3 separate regions of the Mus musculus genome follow, and regions 1 and 3 are each linked to region 2. Evidence: chromatin loops called from intact Hi-C (ENCODE). Cell type or tissue: heart. All regions are shown on one strand.

What was found. Peaks named below come from ENCODE experiments on the same cell type or tissue, not always from the same donor. Only the 100,000 strongest peaks of a DNase experiment are listed, where the experiment ranks them.
Region 1: it touches region 2 in a loop (2.6-fold over the local background); 9 of 42 quality-filtered maps call a loop at or near these places.
Region 3: a loop joins it to region 2, with 2.8 times the contacts of the local background. A loop is called at or near these places in 2 of 42 quality-filtered maps.

The regions. Positions count from the first base shown.
Region 1 is chr3:88,170,622-88,178,621 of GRCm38, reverse strand. It overlaps Mef2d (myocyte enhancer factor 2D), which reads right to left. Exons shown (of 12, transcript NM_001310587.1): 12 at 6,531-8,000. It overlaps 1700113A16Rik (RIKEN cDNA 1700113A16 gene), which reads left to right and starts at 837. Exons shown (of 3, transcript NR_045997.1): 1 at 837-1,035; 2 at 2,687-2,771; 3 at 6,364-7,062. In heart, CTCF peaks have their summits at 990 and 4,997 (motif pointing right); DNase peaks (open chromatin) are centred at 511, 881 and 5,021; H3K4me3 peaks cover 1,777 bases; H3K27ac peaks cover 2,566 bases.
Region 2 is chr3:88,116,390-88,124,389 of GRCm38, reverse strand. It overlaps Iqgap3 (IQ motif containing GTPase activating protein 3), which reads right to left. Exons shown (of 38, transcript NM_001033484.1): 35 at 7,444-7,610; 36 at 7,090-7,191; 37 at 6,606-6,714; 38 at 3,342-4,227. The coding sequence ends at 4,114. Among named protein-coding and RNA genes, the nearest start is that of Mef2d, 22 kb to the left of the region's middle. In heart, a CTCF peak has its summit at 3,835; DNase peaks (open chromatin) are centred at 2,809 and 4,119; H3K4me3 peaks cover 291 bases; H3K27ac peaks cover 3,721 bases.
Region 3 is chr3:88,238,299-88,246,298 of GRCm38, reverse strand. It overlaps Rhbg (Rhesus blood group-associated B glycoprotein), which reads left to right. Exons shown (of 10, transcript NM_021375.3): 5 at 318-484; 6 at 726-863; 7 at 1,033-1,166; 8 at 1,653-1,774; 9 at 2,633-2,706; 10 at 2,851-3,425. The coding sequence ends at 2,919. Among named protein-coding and RNA genes, the nearest start is that of Rhbg, 12 kb to the left of the region's middle. RefSeq lists an enhancer at 6,924-8,000. In heart, CTCF peaks have their summits at 269 (motif pointing left), 2,023 (motif pointing right) and 3,576 (motif pointing right); DNase peaks (open chromatin) are centred at 309 and 3,593; H3K4me3 peaks cover 811 bases; H3K27me3 peaks cover 7,888 bases.

The sequences.
Region 1 (8,000 bases), 54 kb before region 2:
TTTATTTATTATATGTAACTACACTGCAGCTGTCTTCAGACACCCTGGACTGGCATCAGATCTCATTACAGATGGTTGTGAGCCACCATGTGGTTGCTGGGATTTGAACTCAGGACCTTCGGAAGAGCAATCAGTGCTCTTAACCACTGAGCCATCTCTCCAGCCCCCTTTTTTAAATAATTCAATCACGCAGTTTTTCGGCGTGGACTTTGTGGTTAACAGTTTTGACAATGACAAATCGTTGCATTCGCCTGTCGGATTCTCCTTCTGGAACGCCCAGGCAATGCCAGATCTTACGCAGTGCTGTCAATCTCAGTAAAATTGCCAAGGCTGAGGGTGCTAATTCTCAATTTGTGCAGGAAGTTGACGATGGGGGTTTTACGCATGCGCACCTCCTCAGAGCCCCAGAGAAACTGCCCAAAACTAGAGCTTCACGTAGTTTCACCCTTGCTGAACCTTCTGAGTACTACGCACGCATCTTGTGCAGGCAGCGGTTGGCCGGTGCTTCCATCACTCACCCGAAGGGCCAATGGAGTGAGCCTAGTTACCTACTTCCCCCTGAGTAGCAGGCGGCGCCGGGCGTGGCTTGAAGGCCTTTGTTCCACGCGCGGCGGAACTTTACGAGAGGCTCCGGAGCGTGCTCTGCCACCTGCTAAGCCCCGGAGACGCAGTCAAGGGTCTCAGCGACACCTTGGGGGAGTGGGGCAGAACGTACGGAAATGGATGTTAGGCGACTCTACAGCCTACCTTCTATACCCGCCCCCTTTCGCCTTAGAGTGGAGGGTTACTTTGAAACCCGGAAGCAATTCATCTCCGGAACACACCGCGGGTCACGTGGGGGCGGTGCGTAACGGGCGCGTGATCCGGCGTCCTGCGGGTCTTCCCCTCCCCAGGGGCACCCAGCATGCTTTGGGCACGTGGCAGCTCATGTCCTAAATAGGAGTAGTCCTGGGCCGCTATCCTGTGAGGGTGGAGACGCTCCCCGAGACTGGACAGACACCGAGAGGTGGAGCTGAGCCAATACGAGGCTAAGGGGTAAATCTGACTCACCCGAGAGGCCGGAACTGACCTGCTGCAAACTACCAAGGAACTTCGCTAGGCTGGGTGGCTAGAACGGGGGGGGGGGGGGGGGACCTGTAAACTATGCTAAGGCTACCTCTTCTATTTGAGACCCAAGTCTGAAACAGGACAGGAAAGTGGATTTGCTCTTCGTCCAGGTAGTGAGTGATTTCAGGCTGCAAACATTCAGGTCCAGAGCCTGAGATGAGATCGCCTGGGTCCCTTCCACATCTGCTGATCCTTGAACAAGTTCCCACACAATCACAAGGCTGGAAAAGATAGCCCATGGGACTAAAGGATGAGTCAGACCAAAATAACCACTGGCCTCGTGGCATGAACAGTTAGACAGCACTGATTGCTCCTAAGAACCACTGACCTTGATAGCTGAGTCCAAGAGACCCACACCCTAGTTCTATTTTATATGGCAATACTCGAGGAACTCGTCCTTCAGCTAAAAAAGAGATCAGCTTCAAAAAGTTGCAACTTGGGAGTATTTTTTATTAAAAAAAAATGTGTATGTACACATGTGTCCTGAGGAGACCAGAGGGGTGTTGTATAAGAATGTTTGCTGGGGGAGTCAGTGGTTAAGAGCATTGACTGCTCCTCCAGAGGACCTGTGTTCCATTCTCAGCACCCACATGGCAGCTCACAACTGTCCTTACATAGACAGACATGCAAGCAAAACATCAATGCACATAAACAACAAAAAATGTTTGCTGACCTGAATTGGTTCTAGCACCCATGCCAACATCTCACAACTGCCTGTAACATTAGCTCCAATAAACTTGATGCCCTGCTCCAGCCTCCAGGGACACTCATGCACACACACACAAGAAAATAAAATCCACACCATTGCATACACTAGCAAGATTTTATTGAAAGGACCCAGATGTAGCTGTCTCTTGTGAGACTATGCCGGGGCCTAGCAAACACAGAAGTGGATGCTCACAGTCAGCTAATGGATGGATCACAGGGCTCCCAATGGAGGAGCTAGAGAAAGTACCCAAGGAGCTAAAGGGATCTGCAACCCTATAGGTGGAACAACATTATGAACTAACCAGTACCCCGGAGCTCTTGACTCTAGCTGCATATGTATCAAAAGATGGCCTAGTCGGCCATCACTGGAGAGGCCCATTGGACACGCAAACTTTATATGCCCCAGTACAGGGGAGCGCCAGGGCCAAAAAGGGGGAGTGGGTGGGTAGGGGAGTGGGGGTGGGTGGGTATGGGGGACTTTTGGTATAGCATTGGAAATGTAAATGAGCTAAATACCTAATAAAAAATGGAAAAAAAAAAAGAAAAGAAAATCCCCCCCGCCCAAAAAAAGCCGGGCAGTGGTGGCGAACACCTTTAATCCCAGCACTTGGGAGGCAGAGGCAGGTGGATTTCTGCGTTCGAGGCTAACCTGGTCTCATAGTGAGTTCCAGGACAGCCAGGAAACAGAGAAACCTTGTCTCGAAAAACCAAAAAAGAAAAAGAAAATCACATAAAAAACACAACAAAAATATGCACTGTCTTTCATTTGTGTAGGCACCATGCCAGATAATGTCCAGTCAGTATTTTTTAAGATCCTTGGGATCATGTTAGAATGTTTGGCTTAGTTTCATTTTATTCTTTTTTTTACTAGAATTCCATGTATTCCAGTTATCCTGAGCTCACGTACAGCAGAGGATACCCCCGAGTTTCACCGCCATCTCTTACTAGGATTCCAGGTGTGTGGCACTGCCTCTTGAAGTATTAAGCGCTGAGTGAAGTGTGAGCCCAGGACTTCTTGCTTGCTGGGCTGTCCCATCCCTGTGCCATCTCTGCAGCCCTTGGAGGTAGTGCTTGAATTGAAGTTGTCTCTTTCTGGGTGATTCCAGGTTGTGTCAAGTTGACAAAACCAACCAGGCTACACTACACCTGCCATTTTGTACTCTATGAAGCAGCACACTCAGTGTTGACAAGTATCAAATCAAAGTATTAGTTCTGAAAAATATTGAAGAGGTTCTACATGGAGAACTGTCAAATATTCAGCCAAGCTTGACTGATTGTTTTTTGAATTAAGACAGGGTTTTACTCTAGCCTTGGCTGTCTGTATGTCGATCAGGTTGGTCTAGAACTCAAGAGAGTTTTGCCTGCCTCTGCCTTTCACGTGCTAGGATTAAAGGCATGCACCACTATACCCAGCCTTCAGCCAAGAGTTATATAAAAATAAATCCATCTTATTAGTATGAAAACTTGCTTTAATTTCTTCATGTAGTCTTAGCTGGGCTGGATGCTTTAATCTTTAATAACTATTAAGATTATAAATATAGACCAGATAGTTTATGTGTATTAAAGAATTTTATTTAAAACAAATCTGGGGGGCTATGGAGATGGCACAAGTATGTCTTCAGGTCAGCAAAGCTAGGTACAGTTGTGGGTGCCTGTAATCCCACAAGAGAATCATTTGGGCATGTGGCCAGCTAGTATGACTAAAATGACAAACTCCAGATTCGGTCAAGAATGACTGAGGAGGACACCCACCCACCCACACAAATACACAAACTTGTCATTTCCAGCAGATGTTTGATTTGTACATTTCACGTTCTGGGTGTACAGAACATGAATTCAGCTGAAGAGAGGTTTGTGAGAAGGAAAGTGTAAGAAGCCTTGAGAGCTGCTTGTACACACTTTTGATCCCAGTAGAAGCAGACAGATCTCTGGAAATTCAGAGCTAGTCTGATATAGTAGTGAGTTCCAGGAGAGCAGAGAGAACCTGTCCCAAACAGCAGGAAGAAAGAAAGGGAGGGAGGGAGGGAGGGAGGGAGGGAGGGAGGGAGGGAGGGAGGGAGGGAAAAGAAACCCTGTGATAGACTCCCGACTAGAAAGAAAAAGGGAGGGAGGGAGAGACAGAGACATTGCTGTCAGTTTTTGCTAGCAAGTGTTCCATCTCAGTTTTCTGAAGCAGTGTCTTATGTAAGCCAGCCTGCCCCACAGGTCACTCTGTAATCCAGATGTCCTTCAACTCCTGATCCTCCTACCTCTGCTTGTCCATGCAGGGGTTGCAGGCATGCGTCTCTTTTCTGAGTTTGTTCTGACACAGGTCCTACTGTGAAACCCAGGCTACCCTGAGCTCCCCATTCTCTGCTGTGTCACTCCAGCTCCTAGCTAACCTCAGTCATTTCTTTAAACTATTTTGAAGACCTAGACTGTGGAGAATAAAGCCTCATTGCTAACGAAGGCCTTCACATGGCCTCTGCCTGCCCCTTCAGCTCTGCATGCCATTCTTGTCTATTCGCCAGGGTTAGATTTCCGTAGGGGCCCATGTGCCTAGGGAATTCCTACATGTCTTCAGTGTTCAGCTCAAACTCTTCCTAAGATACTTCCCAGACCCCTAGTTTGGAGCGGATGTGCCTAGTCTCATCTGGGAAGCCCAGTTTCTGCTGGTTCTTTAGTCTACTGTTCCTACTAGCAGTAGGAACCCACTGACTCCTTTCTGTTCTGGTGCACACCTAGAGTCCAAGGAGCGGCATGGACTGAGCCTGGAAAGGGGCTTTTCTTGGCCTGTTGAAGGCCTTGAGAACCAGCAAGGCCTTTGCACTTTACGTGGTGAGCTATGGAGTACCGTGAAGGGGTCAGATTATCAATGGAGCCAGATAGGGGGATAGCCTGAGAAGGGCAGGTGTGAATTACAGGAAATAGGCAGCTGTTTACATTGTATAGGAACACCCAACAAGTGTCAGAACTTGACCACACTCCGACTATGCAGAGTCCACAGAACTCTGTATCACACTGTAAGTGTTTTACAACTGAGTGGGAAAGGCACCACACTGGCCAGGGCGGTATAGTGATCATTTCACATTTCTAACGTTCTCCTGGTGCTAATACCACCCTGAAGTGGTTTGGCAATCCAGACTACTTTAAATAAATATGTACAGGGGTGTTTTGCCTGCAGGTATGTTAGCACACCACCTGCATGCAGTGCTTGCAGAGGCCAGAAGAGGGCATCAGACCCCCAACTCAGGCTGATTTGCTCCATGGCACTTCACACTGACATGCTCTTCCAGAATGCTCAAGATAGGGAAAAAAAAAAAAAAAACCCAGCACTTGGACAGGCAGGAACTACCTGTATTTCAGAAGGGACGCACATTACAGCTCATTAGTCCCTTGGCCAGAACCAACCCCAAGACCCCACTGAACTATATGGAAAACAGCAGAAGAGACAGGGAACAGAAGTTTTTGCAAGCAACACTAAGGCTTATCCCAGACCCCAGTGAGTGATACCTACTGGCAGGAAGGAAGAGGAGGCAAGGCAGACTGAGGTCACCTCAGAGAAGAGTCCTCCCATGAGCATGGATGAGCTGCGCAGTCCATCTTGCCTGTACATTCTCCCTTGGAGCAATGTCTGGAGAAGTCAGGGAACTATACTGTGAAGATGACCTCATTCAAATGGCAGGTGGCAGGAGGAGGCCACTGGTCCTTGGCATGTGGGCTTTCCACAGGGCTGGTGTATAGCATAGTATTAGGGTTATAAGAGAAACAGAAGCCACCCTTCCCATTTGAAAGCACATGCCATCACTTGCTTTCTTCTATTGGTTTTTCAGTGTGGGAACAGGCAGAGATAGTGGACAACAGTACTACCTTTCTCTTTTAGACAGGGTCCCTACGTAGCTGAGAATGACTGTAAACTTCTGATCCTCCTGCCTATATCTAGAATATCTAGTGTGCACTACCATGCCTCCTTTTCCAGGAGACTGAACTAGGCCAAGCACTCTATATCACCTGAGCCACAGCCTCCCCACCCCCACCCCACCTAGAGAACAACATCCCATTAACCCTTTCTTGATGAGGACACTGTCCCTTAGCCACTGCTGAGGGAGAAGTGAGGTGAAATCCAGTGGCCTTGTGAGGAAGGCGGGGCCAGCACAGATGCTAAGTATTTTGCAATATGGAAATCTGAGGCTGGAGGACATTCTGTGCCTTGCTTGCCTGACTCCTCTCCTCTCCTCTCCAGCACCCCCATCAGGAGACCACATCACCATAAGCATTTATAGGGTAGTCTTAGCCACTGAGCAAAGGCCCCCTCACTTGTTTTGCTGCTTCGGCACCAACGACAGACCAGGGCAGTACATCAAGGCTTCCAGATGTGCTGAAATCTGCCCACAGCCTGGCTGTGCCAGCAAGTGTTAGGAGCATATTACTGTGCTGGTGGGACACTGGTGGGCTGTGAAGGTGGACTCCATCTGTTTGACTAGGCCAAGGGAAATCTGCTAAGAATGGCTGTCTGTAGTAGGAAGGCTAGATCTGACCCTAGGAACATTTGTTCTTCCCATGTTGCAGGATCCCTTTCAAGGCTTCTACCTGGAGCAACTGCCCACAGTTCTGCCTTAAGAGTGCCTGAGAGACCTGGCATCTCACAGCCTGCCCTCCAAATCATCACTCACTCTGCCAGGCACACCAGGTCTTCCTCCCCTTCCTCGCCGCACCAAAGAAATCAAAACCCAAACTGAGGTATCAGAAACATGTTTTTTTTTTTTTCTTTTAATAGTAAACCTCTTTACAACAAATATAGTGAAAGAGTTTTCAAACCAAACTCGTAAGAATCTCGAGGACTTTTCTTAATGTGCAGAATACTAGAAAGCATCACCGTACAGCACGGAAAGAAATAATGAAAACAAACCAACAGCCACACACTTGGACTCACCCAGACCCAGGAGCCAGGAGTGTGGGTGATTGTCAAGTTTGGGGACGGGTCAGCTCTTGGCTGGCCCATCCCTCCCTTCTTCCCTCTTTCTGGGACTTGAATGGGGGTAGAGAATTCAGATTCTCCTTGGGAATCTCAGCCCTCCTGCCCCATTACATCCCACCCCTTCTGCTTATGTAGAGGCAGACAGGGTAGAACAAGGAGCTCCCAGCCTCTTAGGAGAGCCTACATTCCCCCACAGGGGTTCCAGAGAGTTAGGTAAAAATAGAGAGAGAGATAGATTTAGATACTTTTCCATCATTTCTGTCTCTCCAAACAAATAAATAACGAGCAAGAGAAGGTGCATTTCTTTCTTCCTTCCTGTTGGAGTTGGGGAGGGTGGGTGGATGCACTGCTGGGGATGGAGGAAATGTGCTAAACTGAGGCATGTGGGGGTGGCCCTCGGTCCCACTATCCCTGAAAGCAGAGGGGAACCTGGGTGGGAAGGGCACTGGATGACGCCAGAGGCTACTTTGGCAAATACCCAGTTCTGTATAGGGAGTGGAGAGTAGGCAAATTTGGCTTGTGAGAGGAAGAAAATAAGTCCCCATTTGAGGTCTAGGTTCCCAGGGATCCATTTACCTGGCCAGCCAGAAGCCCCTGCATAGCCCCAGGAGAAACCTGGGGATACTAAACTGCAGAAATGTCACATACTCATTCACAGACTGCCCCTTCAGTCAGGGACAGAGACACACAAGAACTCATACGTGTGTGTGCAGACACAGACACGCACACGCACGCACACACACACACAGTGCATGCACGCATCCGTACATGGCAATCACAAGCCAGGTTTGCTTTCGGGAAGCAGATGGCAAACTGTTGAGTAGCACACTGTGAACTATAGGGGCTTCACCCACAACTGTAATGGTGGCCAAGCTCAGCCTTGAAGGATGGGCCTGAGATGAGGCCGTGAATCCACATTTATTGAGCACCTGTCATCCACCCATTCAGCATTTACTGAGGGCCTACAATGTGCCAGCTACTTCAAGGGGAGCACAGGGCTACAACCCTGGCTTCTTTCAAGGCCATAAGCAAGTCTTAAAACTCCCTCCAGGACTTGTGAGGAGGAGTGGGAAGGTGAGGCATGTGGGTAGCACCCCATGCTTGGTCAGCTACTGGGGTAAACTCTGGTTAAGGGAGGGTCCCTGCCTTACAAAAGGCAAAGCTCCGGGCAAGAAGAACTTGAGTTGGCTCCATAAACAAGTCAGAACTCCAGGGATGAACCATGCCT
Region 2 (8,000 bases):
TTTTGTTTGTTTGTTTGTTTTTGAGACAGGGTTTCTCTGTGTAGCCCTGGCTGTCCTGGAACTCACTCTGTAGATCAGGCTGACCTTGAACTCACAGAGATCCACCTGCCTCTGCCTCCCAAGTGCTGGGACTTGGAATGTGCCACCACCTAATTTTTTTTTTAATCAAGAAAAACACCAAAAACAAAGGTTTATTGAAGTATAATTAGTACGTCATAATATTCAGCCCTTTAAAATATACAGTTGAGTGATTCAATATTTAAAATGACCAAAGCCAAATAACCTTGCTATAGAAAATATTTTCTCTAAGAATTTGTTCACTATTTTTCTTAAAGGAACTATTTTCATTTTATTACTAAAGTTTGTAGTTACTCTCATTCAAAAAATTTAAATTATAATACTGAAAGGGATTTCTCAACACTGTCTGGTGAAATGTGACAAACAGCCCTGTATCTTCCATTTACAATCTAAATAAAGGTTCATTATTTAGATTGCCATTATCACTATCCAATTACAGAAAAAATATATATATACACACACACACATTTTTCCCCCCCAGTGTCTAGACAAACCTAGCACCATGGGTTAGGCTGGTAATCTCACTGACTCACTGAGCTATAGTTCTGCACGACCCCCTGAGACAGACACTAGCTTAGGCTGGCCTTCTGCTCCTCCTGCTTCGGTATCCTGTATTTGTGAGATTACAGGCTTGCACCACTGAGGCCAACTCTAATTATAAAATGTTTTCATCATTCCCCATGCCCTAGGTGCGTGCCTTCCTTTTCCTGGTGACTTGTCATTGACTTTCTTTTGGTGTCATGGCTCTGTCTGCCTTGGGCATTTCACATGGGAGATCTAACACATGGCTGTCCAGGCTGACTTGATTTGTGTGTCAAGCTTTGTCTGTGCTTCAGAACCCTGCTGCTTTTGATGGCTACTACCCCACTGTGTGGACGGCTCTCCTTGAGTTTATCCAGGTATCAGTTGGTGGATATTTGGAGCTTTTACAAACAATGCTAACATGAATACTTATGAAAGACTTTTGTGTGAATATATGAATGCTCTTTTTAAAGGCTTGCTTTTATTTGATTTGTTTAAGTGTCTTGCTTGCATGTATTTATGTGCTCTGTATCTGTGCAGGCCAGAAGAGGGTACCAGCTCTTTTGGAACTGGAGCTACCAACGGCTGTGAGCCACCATGTGTGTGTGTGTGTGTGTGTGTGTGTGTGTGTGCGTGTGTGTGTGTGCTGAGAACTGAACCCAGGTCCTCTAGAAGTATTCAACTCCTGAACCATCTCATTTAAAATATGTCCTTCCAGACAGGGTTTCTTTGTGTAGCTCTGGCTGTTGTCCTGGAGCTTGTGCTGTAGACCAGGCTGGCCTCAAACATGAACTTTTGGTTCCTCTGCCTTCAGATGCTGGGGTTACAGGTTTACACCTCCACATCTGTTTTTATGCAGTGCTGGGAATCAAACCCAGAGCGCTGTGCTTGCCAGACAGGCTCCCTCCTAGCTGAGCTGTAACCCCAGGTGTTTTCTTCTAAGGGTTTCTATAGTTATGTTTTTTCATTTAGATCCCATGAACCACACTGAATTTTTTTTCCCAACACTGGGGAGGCTAAGACAGGAAGATCACAAGTTCAAGGACAGCTTGTACTATGTAGTGAGACTCTGTCTCAAATAATAGCATTTGCAGGTTAGAGAGATGGTTCTCAAAAAAAAAAGGATACAAGTAAAGATTAAAATTAAGAGTGGGAGAGCTAGAGATGGCTCAGCGGTTAAGAGCACTGACTACTCTTCCAGAGGCCCTGAGTTCAATTCCCAGCAACCACATGGGAATTCAACTACCATCTGTAATGGGATCTGATACCCTTTCTGGCGTGTCTGAAGACAGCTACAGTGTACTCATATCCATAAAATAATTCTTTTTCAAAAGAATCAGCATTTGCATATGTTGTATGACAGGGTTTTAGGGCTCAATGCCATTGTTTTCTAAAAGTGTGAATTTCTGGTTTTTCTCAGGACCATCTACTGAAGTCAACTACCTTTCCTTTGCAGGGATTCAGCCTAAGAACTTGGGCAAACTAGACAATTACCAGACCAGAGAGCCACTAAATTATATACCATTAGCCCCTGGGGCATTGTTTTGTTTTGTTTTGTTTTGTCTGAGACAGGGTCTCATTTACCCAAGCTAGCCTTGACTGTGGCGTGTAGTCAAGGCTGGTCTTAAATATACTGCCTCTACTGTCCTGTGCAGAGATGACAAATGTATGCCATCATGCCTGGACTAGAATACTTTTTCTGCTGGTTGGCACTTGGTATTATTTTTGATACTCCCACCTGCAGGGTATGTCAGATTGGGCCTTGGAAGGTAGGCCCAGGTGAATCAGCTTGGGCTTACTGGGGACTGTTGGCACAAGGCGGGTGTGTGTGTGTGTGTGTGTGTGTGTAGCCAGGGAGTGGTGGAAGGAGACAATCAATGATGAAGTCCTGTGATGCCCTTTACGGCTTAGCCATTGTGACATTTCTCCGTGTGGTGTGTGGGGCTGAGATCGTGACTGCCGTGTATTTGTGGGGGTGGGGTGTGTGATCCTGCAGCAGGGCAGTGTCAGAACTACTTGGTGAGTGTGAGATTTTTTTTTAAAAATGTTCCTACAACTGAGCAGGCAGAGAGACTACGATCCTGGTACATTTCACTGTCACCCAGGGCAAGGCAGCACTTGAAGTTTTTACTGTGACATGTTAAGGAGGAGGAGGAGGCTTTGAGTGAGATTGAATGTGACAAGGACACAGATACTGGGTGACAGAATGGAATGGAGCAGAGGCAGGCAGGCTGTGCCAGGAACATGTGGGCGCCCAATAGATGCTGCTGAGTTCAAGGGTCAGCCAGGTGTCCATCATCGTCCCATCCCCCACAGGCCCCGGTAGATTCCCGAAAGCAGGGAAACTTTCTCCATGGAAAGGGGACAGAAGGAGCTGTGGCTCATGTGGAATGTCCAGGCTTAGGCACGGCACAGACTGGAGCTGTGTACAATGTGTATGTGGGAGGTGGGGTGGGGGGGAGGAGGAGCCGGTACTGGGCTCTTCTCAGCCTTAGCTGTTAGAGTGGCCGGCTAACTGAATCAATCCTGAGCATGCCTTCCTCCTCTCCCTCTCTGTCCCTCTGTCCCCTGTGGTGGAAAGAGAGAAAGAGACGCCACTTCCCCAATGTGTGCAAGCCTGGGCAGGCAGACATAGTGGGCCTGTGCCCATGGCGGGGAGAGGCTGCTGAAGGATGCATCTCCGAATTCTCACAAGCTGCACCCCAGAACCTGATGGCTGTACTATAGCAACAACGCAGGGGTTAACATAGGAAATAACATTTTATTAAGAGGAAATCTAGAGGGCAGTGAGGCAGGAAGATGGGAGATGTGGGGAGGACAGAGATGGCCAAGGCTGGCCTACAGGTCTATGAGAACCACCTGGAAGTCAGCTCTGAGGTGACGAGAAGATGGCAAGACAAGAACTCTGAGTTCAGAAAGTGAGAATTAAAACCATGATTAAGGCCACACAACAATCAGGTTAGAATAAATACCCCAGTGACCCACATAAGAACCACCACAAGTGGGGAAAGGAGATTTGAGGTGTGCACTCAGCTGTCATGGACATCAGCAAGTGCTGCACCAAGTCAAGGCTAGGACAGGATGATAGAGGTGGCTGAGGGGCACAGCACAGAGGGACCTGGGCTGTAGGGGACAGCGACACCCATGGCTTATGAAGCGGAGTTGGGCAGACAGCCTGGCCCGGGCTTTGGAAGCCCGTGGAAAGGAAGGGAGATAAGGCTGCTGGGCAGTGCTAGGACGACTGGCGGACACCGTGGTGACCACACGAGAGCAGTAGCGACACAAAACCATGGTTCTTTGCAGGACTGAGTGCAGGCTCCTGGTTCCCGGGGATGTGGTAAAAGCCACCCGGCCGGACCTGGAGCATGGCCCACTTCAGCCAAGTAGGACAATTCCTCTTGGGCGGGAGGGTCAAGCATTGTGGCCCGAGCTCTGGTCTTCGGAGAAAAGAGCTGGGTAATGGAGAAGCGCAGCAGCCAGTCAGCTGAGAGGCCTCAGTTCCGCCTGCATCCGTCACTTCCGAAGGAACTTCTTGTTGAGCAGGAAGATGAGGAGATTGACGTTGACTTTGGCTTTGTTAAAGAGTTTCATGACAGCCACACCCTCATACTGCAGCTGCAAGAGGTCCTAGGAGGGAAGAGACAGGGAGGGGGAGTTAAGAGCTTCTGGGAGTGGCTCGGCCAGCCCGTGAGATGCTAGTGTCACACAGCCTTACACCTGCCAGAGCACCGGGCACTGAAGCGGGGCGTTCAAAGCCCACTTTGCAAATGAGAAAAACAGGCCCAGGGATTTGAGCCAATGTCAGGCCAAGTGGAGCCAGGACTTGAAAGCGGGTTTCTTACTCAAGGCAAACACCGGAGAATCTGTACTGAAAAATCACGGCTCCAGATCAAGCCATGGTGGCACACACCTGGAACTCCGGCACACATGGGGAGAACGTGGCAGGATAGTTATGAATTCCAGGCCGGCCTGGGCTATAAAATAAGACCCTTTCTCAAAAATAAAGAAACAAACAACAGGTAGGGCTGGAGAGATGGCTCAATAGTTAAGAGCACTTGCTGCTCTGGCAGAGAGCCTGGATTTGGTTTCCAGCACCCATATCAGATGTCTTACAACTGCCTGTAAATCTCGTTCCAAGGGGTCCTCTTCTGGCCTCCCTGGACATCTGAATGAATGTGTGCATACATATACACAAGTAAAAAAATAAAATATATCTTAAGAAAAACAAACAGTAAATATGTCTGGGCATGGTGGTGCCTGTCTTTAATTCTAGCATTTGGGAGGCTAGCCTGAGCTACAGAGTGAAACGTTGTCTTAAAAACAACAACAAAACAAAGGAAAACAAATAAATATAAAAGCCCTGGTTCACATTGGATGTTCACACTGGTGGCGCAAACCTGTAAGCCCAGGAGGCTGAGGGAGGAAGATGGCCTTGAGTTTAAGACCAGCCTGAGCTACAGGGGACATGCTACCTCAAAAAACAAAAAAAGATAGACTGGAAAGATGGTTGAGATGAGAGAGAGGCCTTGCTGTTCAGTCATGAGGAGCAGAGTTCAGATTCCAGCACCCACATCCCACAAATGACTGTAACTTCAGCCGCCAGGGATCTGGTGTCCTCTTCTGGACTCCATAAGCATATAGGTGCAGGCACTCACCCATCCACAAATAGATCAAATATACCCTAAGACAGACAGACAGACAGACAGACAGACAGACAGACAAGGGGTCTAAGGGTGTCTCAGCAGAGATGGCGCTAGTGGAGTGAGAACCCGAGTTTGGAGCTTCAGCACCCACAGTGGTATTCGCTATAACCCAGCACGGGGAGGCAGGGACAGGTAGAGCCCAGAGGCTCCCTGGGTAGCCAACCTACTCAATACAGTGAGCTGGCAAGAGAGAGACAGGTCCACGTGAGCGCATCCACACCCTGCACCCCATCCACATCCGCACACCAGCAATGGAAAACAGGGCTGGGATATAGTTCAGCTGGCAAAAGTGCTTATCAGAGACCTGAGTTGGATTCCTAGAACCCATGTAAAAATAATACTTTAAAAATATGGGCTTGGGGTGTAGCTCAGTTGTCTAAACTGTGTGAAGCCCAGGTACTCCATAGATCAGCTGTGGTAGCACACTCTGCAATCCCAGCATTTGGACAGAGGCAAGATAATCATAAATTCAAGGCCATCCTCAGCCAGTGATGGCCATCCTAGGTGACAGGAAACCTTGTTTCAAGTCAAAACGAAATCACTGTTTCCCCGAACATCAGCTAGGGCTTCGGTCAGTTCCCTTAACCTTTTAGCCTCAGAGACTATAGAACAGGTGAAGGCTGCAGAGTGGGTAGGAGGTTAAACAAGGCAGTGCAGGGAACTGAACCTAAAGCCCAAAGGGGTATTTTGTTTTCCAGTGTTGGGATTTAACCTTTGATACCATGTGTGCTAAACAAATACTGTACAGCTGAGCTATATCTCTAATCCCTAATTCATATTCTCATTCTCTCTCTCTCTCTCTCGTTATATATTTATTATATGTATGTGAGTACACTGTCGCTGTCTTCGGACACTCCAGAAGAGGACATCAGGTCCCATTACGGATGGTTGTGAGCCACCACGTGGTTGCTGGGAATAGAACTCAGGACCTCCGGGAGAGTAGAGAGTGCAGTGAGAACACACCTGACTCTGCCTCCCAGTACAGAATTAAAGATGTGTGGCACAGGGGAAGAGAGAGCTTTATCTGTGCGTGTGCATATACATGTGGTCATTTACGCCACAGTACATGTGGAGAGGACAGGGGACAACCCACCGGAGTCAGTTCTTTCCCTCCACTGTGGGTGGCCTTAGGGATCAACACCCAAGTCATAGGCTTTTTCAGTAAGTAGTGTCATCAGCGGAGCCATTGCCAGCTCTGGGCCTTGAAGTTTTGATCCTCCTGCCTCAGCCTCCTTGGTGCTTGGATTACAGACCTGCACTCATGGGTTCGGCTCTGGCAGGTAATGTAATTAGTGACCTTACCTGGTAGTGGAGCTGAAACTTCTCCATGTCCACACCCAGGAACTTGGCATTGACGAAAAACCTTCCTGCCTCGTCTCCAGGAGTGATGTCAAAGATGACGTTTCTGAAGCTGTGAGGGATAAGACTCAACACGGGGCTCCTCTGTTCAGAGCCCCACCCCCACTCCTCTGCTGCTCATTGGGGCGGTATGGTCCCATACCAAGCTTCTCCTTTGCCAGGCAGGGCCTGCTCTCTCTTCCTCTGGTTTGAGCTCTGCCTGTTTAGTCTTTTTGCGTGGTCCACCAAGCTGTTCTCACCTCCCAGCAGCTTTCCCAGAATCCTTACTAGAGCAGGAATATGCCCACTGCTCTCCGCTCTGCTCCAAGATGCCCCATTTCCCCACCTCCTTCCTTTCAACCCAGTGCCCCTTTCAGAGCTTCATTCCAGCATTGTCCCTCTCTGGAGACAGGAAGAGTCTGACATTCTGTCCCCCAAGGACACATACTGAGAAACAGGGAGATCTTCAATTTCCACCAAGACGCCCTTTTCTAGGAGCTGGGCGGCTGTGTAGTGAAGAGACGGCTGCTTCTTCCCCTTCCCAGAACTCCTGTTTAGAAGAAAGCCCGGAGACAAATGTTCAACACTGGCTGTTGGCTCTTGGTGGCTGGCAGAAGACACCAGGCCCCAAGGAACCTCCCTGCTGTGGGAGGTGATCTGGAACCACAGACACCAGGGTCAGGAGCAGGCAGTACCACACTAGGATGAATTCCTAGCCAGGGTTGGGAGATGGCAGGGCAAAGGTGGATGAGGAGTGGTGGGGAGGGAACCAAGAGCTTAGGGTTGGGTTTCCAGCACCTACTTGGGTTTGGGGGCCAGGTGGTCAAGGCAGGCCTGGATGTATTGGTTGTAGTAGTCACCCTGTTCCTCATAGAAGATGGTTTTTGCATCTAGGCCCTGCAGTGTGGTCCGGAGCCTCAGCATCTCTGCCTTCCGCCGTTGCCGGTGCCTACGCTGGTTGCAGATGTCCTGAGGATGGGGGTGAGGAAGCAGGTCAGCACCCTTCATAAATCCTAGAACACCTCACAAGGCTTACTGTGAGGACATTCAAGAGAAATAGAAAGAGGTTGTGGGGCAGGAGTGGCTTAGGGCAGAATGTCCACCTAGCATACAGGTTCCATTCCCACACCAGGACATGGCCACCCGGAAGGCTGCTTTACCCAGGAGACAATCTAAGCATACTGTACACACCTAACAGCCCAGGCAGGAACTCAGAGCCTCTCTCCAGGTTACCATGTCCCAGGGGAAGAGAGCTGGGAGGAAATCTGTCTGTCTGCTTAGTCCTAGGACCTTTCCTTTAAAAAGAACCCTGGAAGGGGATAGGGCTAGAGAGATGGCTCAGAGGTTAAGAGCACCATC
Region 3 (8,000 bases), 120 kb before region 2:
GCTGCTGTCTGTTAACAGCCTCTGTCTGGCTCCCCTTCTTTTTCTGGTTTAGAGAGGTGGTATGCTGGGGATGAAAGCTAGAGTGTGGTGTGTGCTAGGTATGCACTGTTCTATTGAGCTCTGCTCTAGGCTCTTCTTGAGCAGTTAGGTCTGCTGGGCCATGAAGCAGACATTTAGGGACATTAACTCTCTCAACTCTCACCATAGGAACTGGTGCGCAAACAGGCTGCTTAGTAGTGACGGACCTGTAGTGCAGCGCCCCCTGGTGGCAGGGCCACTCACTACCAGATGCTCACCGTGGCTACCCACTTGTTTAGGGACCATCTTCCTGTGGGTTTTCTGGCCCAGCTTCAACTCCGCGCCGACAGCGCTGGGGGATGGGCAGCATCGGACCGTGGTCAACACATACTATTCACTCACCGCAAGCACCCTCAGTACTTTCGCCTTGTCAGCCCTTGTCAGTGGAGATGGACGACTGGACATGGTATGGGGAAGTGGGTGAAGAGCCTGACCAAGGGAAGGGATACCCAGGGGCAAGCACTGAACCGCTATCTGCAAGCGGGGGAGTGGAATTAGATCAGGAGCAGAGAGTATATGAAAGCTGGCGAGTCGGTGGCTAGGTGATGGAAGGATCTAGAAGCACTAGGTGCCACTGTAAATGAGTATGGCTGGGATGTGTGGGTGTGATGGTCTTATAAGATACCTTGGCGGTTTTTTCCTTTAAGGTCCACGTCCAGAACGCAGCACTGGCTGGAGGTGTTGTGGTGGGGACATCAAGTGAGATGATGCTGACACCCTTTGGGGCGCTGGCAGCTGGCTTCCTGGCTGGGACTGTCTCCACACTGGGGTATAAGTTCTTTACGGTATGGTTGCTTTTCAAGACTGGGACTAAATATGGGAGGGAAGGAGCCTGGACCAGTGACTCAGGATTCCCAGACCTTCTGCTACTTCTCCACCAGGTTCTGGATACGGATAGATAGATTGATTATCCACTCTGTTTATCCAAGCCTGACTCTCCACCCTATCTTCCAGCCTATCCTTGAATCCAGATTTAAACTGCAAGACACATGTGGTGTTCACAACCTCCATGGGATGCCAGGGGTCCTGGGGGCCATCCTGGGAGTCGTAGTGGCTGCACTGGCCACCCACGAAGCTTATGGAGATGGGTGAGTCCTCCCTCATTCTCTCCAAAGTGACCTCTCTTCTTCCTCGAGAGCCAAGGGGAAAAAGAGCCTCTCCACCTGTTCCCATCCACCCATTTGGCCATTCACCTACCAGTATGGTGAGAACCGAGGGCCTGCTGTGGCCTGACCTCCTGGTCAGGGCCATGGATGGCCATAAAGTAAACAATTTCAAGAGCACTGAGCATTCCTTCAGGACCAGCAAGAGGTAATGACCTCTGGGGTCTACATCTCACACTGTGAGCCAGGAGTAGGGCAGGCAAAAGAGACCTTTGACTGGGTTCTGACAGGTATGTGGAGGTGGCTGGCTTAGGACAGGAGAGCACTTGAAGTGAACCTGACTGAGCAAAGGCCTGGGTGAGAGACGCTGGGGATCCCTGCACACCCTCTGGCTGCCCACAGGCACGAGTGACACAGGACACCCTGGCTGCCTGTTTCACATCCATCATTCCCTGTCTGGTCTCCCTTCAGCCTGCAGAGTGTGTTTCCACTCATAGCCAAGGGTCAGCGGAGTGCCACGTCTCAGGCCGTGTATCAGCTCTTCGGAATGTTTGTCACACTGGTGTTTGCCTCTGTGGGTGGCAGCCTTGGAGGTGAGTGGCTTTAGCTGGGCAAGGATGTCAGGTAAGAGCCCCAAGGAGGGGTACCCAGGAGGAAGGGCAAGGGATGCTTGCCCTTCCTGTAGGCTCACTTCCACCAAGATTCTCTCAGAACACCTGCCTGTGTCAGTGACTGGGCAGCATGGCCTCAGAGTGAGGAGGTACTGGTCTAAGGTCACACCGGCCACTGGGAAGGAAGGCTCCTCTCTGGGCTGTGTGCTGACGTTCTTGTGTTGCTCCCCTATGCCACTAGAGGGCAGTCTAACCCCAGCTGCTGGGAAGAGGCCAGGTTCTCCCCCACACCCCACCTCACCCCCAAATCTCCTCTGGGCAGCAGCAGACAGAAAGAAGGAGGCCTAGCTCACCCTGGAGTTCAAAGCCTTTCACAGAAGCTGTCTGCTCACTGGCCCTAGGTCAGGCATCCCCTCCTGATATCTGGCCTTAAGAACAAAACCTGATGCTGTAACATCCCTTCCCACTCACACCCACCCTCATCCTGAAACTCTCTATGGTCTAGTTCCCCGGGTCATGCTTCATGTGATCACTGTCCCTTAGGCCTTTCCCATGTGGAAGGCCACAAGAAAATGAGCATCTCTACTTCACAATTGAATCACGATACAGCTGCAGACATGAGCAAATTCTCTCACTTCTACCGGCTGGTGTCTTTGTGGGTAACTTGAGGGGTGGAGCCACCTTGCAGGACTTTCCCTTCTCAGAAAGGTGGACTCGCAGACCTTGGCTATCTGGAGTTCACCATAAGCTTATCAACCTGTGGCCCTAGGTGACAACCTCCCCCCCACCCCCCTGGGCAGGGACCAAGGGCCCTTACACACCCTTCCCTGTGGCTACCAGGGCTCCTGCTGCGGCTCCCCTTTCTGGACTCCCCTCCAGACTCCCAATGCTTCGAGGACCAGGTTTACTGGGAGGTGAGACACCGATACAGTTTGTCCCCCTTGACACTCCCTCTCTGCTCCCTTGCCTTGCCTTGGGCTACCACTTGCCTCTTTCCTTGTTTATGGGCTCCTTCTCAAGATCCCTGGAACTTTTCTTCATCCCTCCCTGCTTTGCAGGTACCTGGAGAGCAGGAGACTGAGACCCAGAGGCCTCTGAGGGGTGGGGAGTCAGACACCCGGGCCTAATTGCTGCCAGCGTGAGACTGTTCTCAGAGAAGACAATGGCTCCTGCCAAGAGAGCCTTCTCTGCCTTTGTTACTGTTGTGCCTGGAAGCCTGCCGCCCCTAGGCAGATCCCCATTAGCTGTGGCCAGAAAAGGCCAAAGCCAGCCTAGGTGACTGCCACCCCATTGACCAGTGTTACTCTGTTCCAGTGTCACCCAAGCCAGCTCCACTCTGGGTGGGAAGCTGGGTGATAAACAATGTATCACCAAGGACTCTGACACCTGTGTGCGCCTCTCCCTTTCACTGCTGAGGCCAAAATCTTGTGACAATCAAAGACCTTAGTGTTGACAAACCCTCTTTGGGTCCACAGAACTCCACATTCTACTGTATATGTCCCAACTAGTCCCATCCTCTCCAGGGAGAGGCATTATTGTCCAGAATGTCTGTGTCCACTTCAGCCATCTGATGCTGTCCCCAAATCCTTCCCTCAGCTGGCTTTCCAGTGCTGGGAAGAATAGGAAGAAGCCCAAAAGGAGCGTCTAAAGGGTGGTCTGCCACAAAACCTCAGCAGTTCAGCACCTGATGCCAGTTCATGGCCGGGTCCTGACGATGGCCAGGGTCATGTGGTTCTGGGACTGTGGATGAGGAAGGCAGCTGGGCGCGCGTTGAGCTGACTCATTTGAGCACAAGAGGGCGCTCTAAACCAACAGACGATGCCACCTCTATGCCTTGCCCAGGTCCTTGCCACCTAACCTTCCTAGCCGCCTCCATGTGGGTCCACAGGCATCCGTGCAAAAATCCGTTCAGGTGATGCCAGAAACTTCATATCTCATCCCACTCTTGGCGACTTCATCCCTTCGGCAGGTGGGAGCCCTTTCTGCCAAGAGCTGAGCACAACAACAGACACTTCTGCCTCCAAACTAAGGCCCCTCTGCGGGAGGAACCCAGAAAGTAAGGACACATCCTGGGCTCCACTTGCCCAGTGTGTACCTGGGCTCCCCCGTGCAGCTGGAGGTGGTGGAGAGAAAAGCTCTCTAGGGAGCTATAGTCACTTGTTCTACAGCCCTCTCCCCTCCGTACTTCCCTGCCCATTGCTGGCTGGGCTATGTAGGCTGGAGGATCCCAGGATTGAAGCACAAGGCTCCCAGTCACTGTGGAGAAGTAGTTGGGAGAGTTGGGACCCAGCTCTGGATGGGTGATGGACAGCCAGCTGGCTTGGCCTGCCCCCAGCTGTTCTGGTGAAGGAGAGCTGTGAAAATTCCTTCACTCATGGTACCGAGATGTTCAGGCTGGCCCTCCCTGCTGCTGGTTCATTTTGAACTGCAACCAAGCCTCTTCTTCAGGCAAAAAAAAAAAAAAAAAAAAAAAAAAAAAAAAAAGGCTCTTCCAACACTGGGAGAAGCCATCTCAATCCAGGGAGGCTTCCCCATTTTCCTTACATGCAGGGGCACACGATGGGTCCTGCAGAGTATGCTGTTTCATCCTTTGTGGTTTCCAGTGACGGTTTGATAATGCAGGAAAGATGGGTCCCTCTTTCAGGAGCCTCAGCCTCGTCATCACTGGTCCCCCTCATGGTGGGCTATCTATTCGGGATGGGTCAACAGGGTGACAGGGGGAAGCCAGGGACAGGGGCATGTCATCCCTCAGGACAATGAGGCCTCTGCCTCTCAGGACCAGCCCCTCTGATCAGCATGCTATCACTCTCAATGAAGAACAAGGGTATCCTTGCCTGCTCACGAACTCTGTCCAGCCCCAGTGCCTGAGCCCTGGGAACGATAATGACATAATGACGTATCCTCACCTCCTGCCTGCTTCTGGAAACTAGATTGAGGCGGTGCAGAAAGTCCCCTCAGAAGTGCCGTACTCTGGATTGGCACACTGTATATGTACTACGAAAGTTAAGTGTCCAAGAACACGGAGCAGGAGGCCGGGACCTTAGGATGTTCTAACAGCTATCCTCTTTGGTCTGGGTGGGAGACTACCTGGCCCGGAGGAACCTTCGACGGGCCGTGAGCATTGGGATTCGCGTCACGGCTCAGGCCGCTCCTTGGAGGAATTAGACACGGCGCGGCATCCGAGGTGCGGCCCAGTGGCTGCCGTCGCCCTCCCTCCCCCGGCGGCTTTGTCTGGCGAGCTGCGCCCACCGCCCGGCGCCCCCGTGCGCAGCCAACAAAGCAGGCTACTGTCCCCGGGCCATATGCAAATGCTCCAGGCGGCCAGCGTCCCGCCGCCGGCTTCCAGCCTGAAAGGGTCGGCCGGGCAGGGGGCGGCCGTGCTCCCGGGATAGAGCACCATTGTCTGTGCCGTCCGTGGCGAGAAGACCTGCACCGGCTTCGGGAGCTTCAGCTTTGGGGTCAGACCGAGTAGGCACGCACTGACCCCTGACCCCCACTCCCGACGCAGCGTATGCCTCTGAGTCATCGTGGCTGGGGTTCAAAACCAGCAGCCGTGGATTCTAGATGCTCACCCCTTAACCCATCTCTGCCCTCCTGCCTGTCCTTCCTTACATCACACTGATCTAGGGGAGTCTGGTAGATGCTTCTGGGGCCAATTCTCTTCCAGAGCACAGAGCAAAGTACTCGAGATGTCCTTAAAACAGAGCAAGTTACAAGGCAAGATGCCATGTTGGGTCGTCTGTGATAAGTGAGCTCCGGGACCACACGGGACTCCTTCTTGCCAGCCACCACGTTAGCAGGCCATTTTTACTGAAGGAACCATCAGCAAAGGCAAAACAGGTAACACCCAGTGACACTGGGGGTGAGAGAAAGAAGCCTGTGGCCCTCTAATCAGGGCAGTGGTTCGGCCAAAGAGGGATGTCCCAGAGAGCAGCCAGAGTGTCCGCTATGGGGACCCAGCCCTAACTCCAGGTCCCAGACACAGGCTTCCTGAGGCAGGCAGGGCCAGAGTTCACCTTTTTTCAAGTTCCTACCAAAGACTTACTTAGGTGAGAGGCACTCACCTAAGGGACACTCTGAAGAGTCTTAGAGTCTGCAGCACTGATACTTGTTAGTAGTTTCAGGCAAAAATTATTCTGAAAAATCTCAAAGTGACAAAAGATGCCTCTGAGCCATCGTGGCTGGGGTTCAAATCAACAGCCACCAATGCTCGCCCCCTTAGCCCATCTCTGGCCTCCTGCCTTTCCCTCCTCGAATCACATTGATCCAGGGGAGCCCGGGAGATCCTTCTGGGGTATCAAACTGTTCATCCCAGCTTTTAGGAGGTAAAGGCTGGTGGATCTCTGTGAGTTCTGGGCCAGCCTAGTCCACATAGTGAGTTCCAGGAAAGCTAGGGCTACAGAAAGAAACCCTGTCTCAAACAAACAAACAAACAAACAAACAAAATAAAACAAAAAAAAACAAAAGAAAAGAAAAAAGAGAAAAAAATGGAGAAGAAAGAAAAAGAAAGAAAGGAAGAAAGAAAAGAGAAAGTGCCAGGTGTGGTGGCATACACCTGTAATCTCAGGACCTGGCAGGTTGAGGCTAGCCCCAGTCTGGACTACAAAGGATGTTTCAGGACAACCTGAGATACAAGATTCTGTCAAATAAAAAAGAGAAGCATCTAGGATTTCCACAGCAGTGAGTGGACTGGCTGCTACTGCTGAGAGGTGGGGGAAGGCACTGGTCTCCCAGGACATCTTTGAAGGGGGAAGCAGCCCCGGTACTGGAACTTAGGCTGTTCCTTCCTGTCTTGCCTATTTTTGGGGTAGCATTTGAGACACTTCAGAATGGGTGAGAAGTTGGCCAGGAGAGCAGGGTAGAGGCTGTAGCATTTCCTGGTGCCAAGGAAGAAGGCGAGCTCTGCCTTCCTAGCACCTTGGAAACCAGTCCCTCTGTCCAGGTCTCTGACCCATCTCAAACATCTCCAGTGTTAGCCTCGTGGAGGCTGCTTCGGGGGCCCTCACCAGCTACCTCTGGAAGAGACCAGAAGCACAGAGCACACTGTTCCCCCCCCACCACCACCAGGGCCCGACGCCATAGGTGCTTATAGATGCTCTGCTTGCTTGCACAGCCCCAGAGGGTGCCAGGGTGGTTTCTAATGCCCTCTGGCTTGCATCTCCAGGGCTTTCTGGGCAGGACCCGAGGAGGACCCTCTTGGCTCTGAGGCTGAGGGGAAGGAAGCAGCCTTTGTTGGGAAGCCATCCTCTGGGTCCTAAGCCTTACTTTCCCACCCTGCTCTTGGCAGGAGAGCGCTCAGCAGGAGAAGCCCCCCTCCGGCCCCGCCCCAGCACCCCTCCTTCTCAGCTCAGCACCATCCATCTCCGTCTCCCCAGAGCAAGGAATGTGCTTCAGGACACTGTGGGACTTGTTCCCAATCCCTTCTAGCTCATTTCACCCGAGCTTTTACAAACTGGCCTCCATCCCATGGCTGCTGTCTGGGTTCTGCTTCTAAAGAAGCAGACAGAGGCCCCTCCTCCCCACCATTTCTCATGCTTTACTTTGCCCCAACACCGGAGGAGGCTGTATCATGGAGGGTCAAGGAACCCTGGGGTGGGGCAGGGTCCCCCCAGACCCCAGCTCTACTCAGACACCCAGCGCTATGGTGATGTCTGCCTATGTTATGACCCAGGCTACAGGCCATTCATCTCGCCTAGCCTTCCTGCACACCCCAGTCCCAGCAGGGAGCTTCTTGTTGGCAGTTGCTAACCAGAACCACGAAGCATGGGCCTTAGTGGTGCCCAATTGCTAGTGTACACCCATTACCTGCCCTTTGGCAAGGTGCTGAGCAAGGGGTGCTGCCCACCTGCATCTGGGGAACCACTGCGCTCTCTCTCTCTCTCTCTCTCTCTCTCTCTCTCTCTCTCTCTCTCTCTCTCTCTCGGACTTGCTAGCTGAAGGTTGGCAGGTACAGAGGCTTGGAAGGCATTTAGTAGTGAGCTTTCCTTAGAAGTGGAAGGGTCAAGCTGCATTTCCAGACGCCCCATCCCCACCCCAATCCAGGGAGGCCAGCGTATGAATGTGAGCTGGCCTCATGCTAGGGTCTTTCTTCTTTAGCATAGGCAGTGGGTCAAGATGCTGTATGCAGAGACTGGTTTTCCAGGAGCTTCAGTGTGTATCCTATTGTATCTCTCTGCTCTGGGCAACTGTGTAACTCCATGTGCTGTCT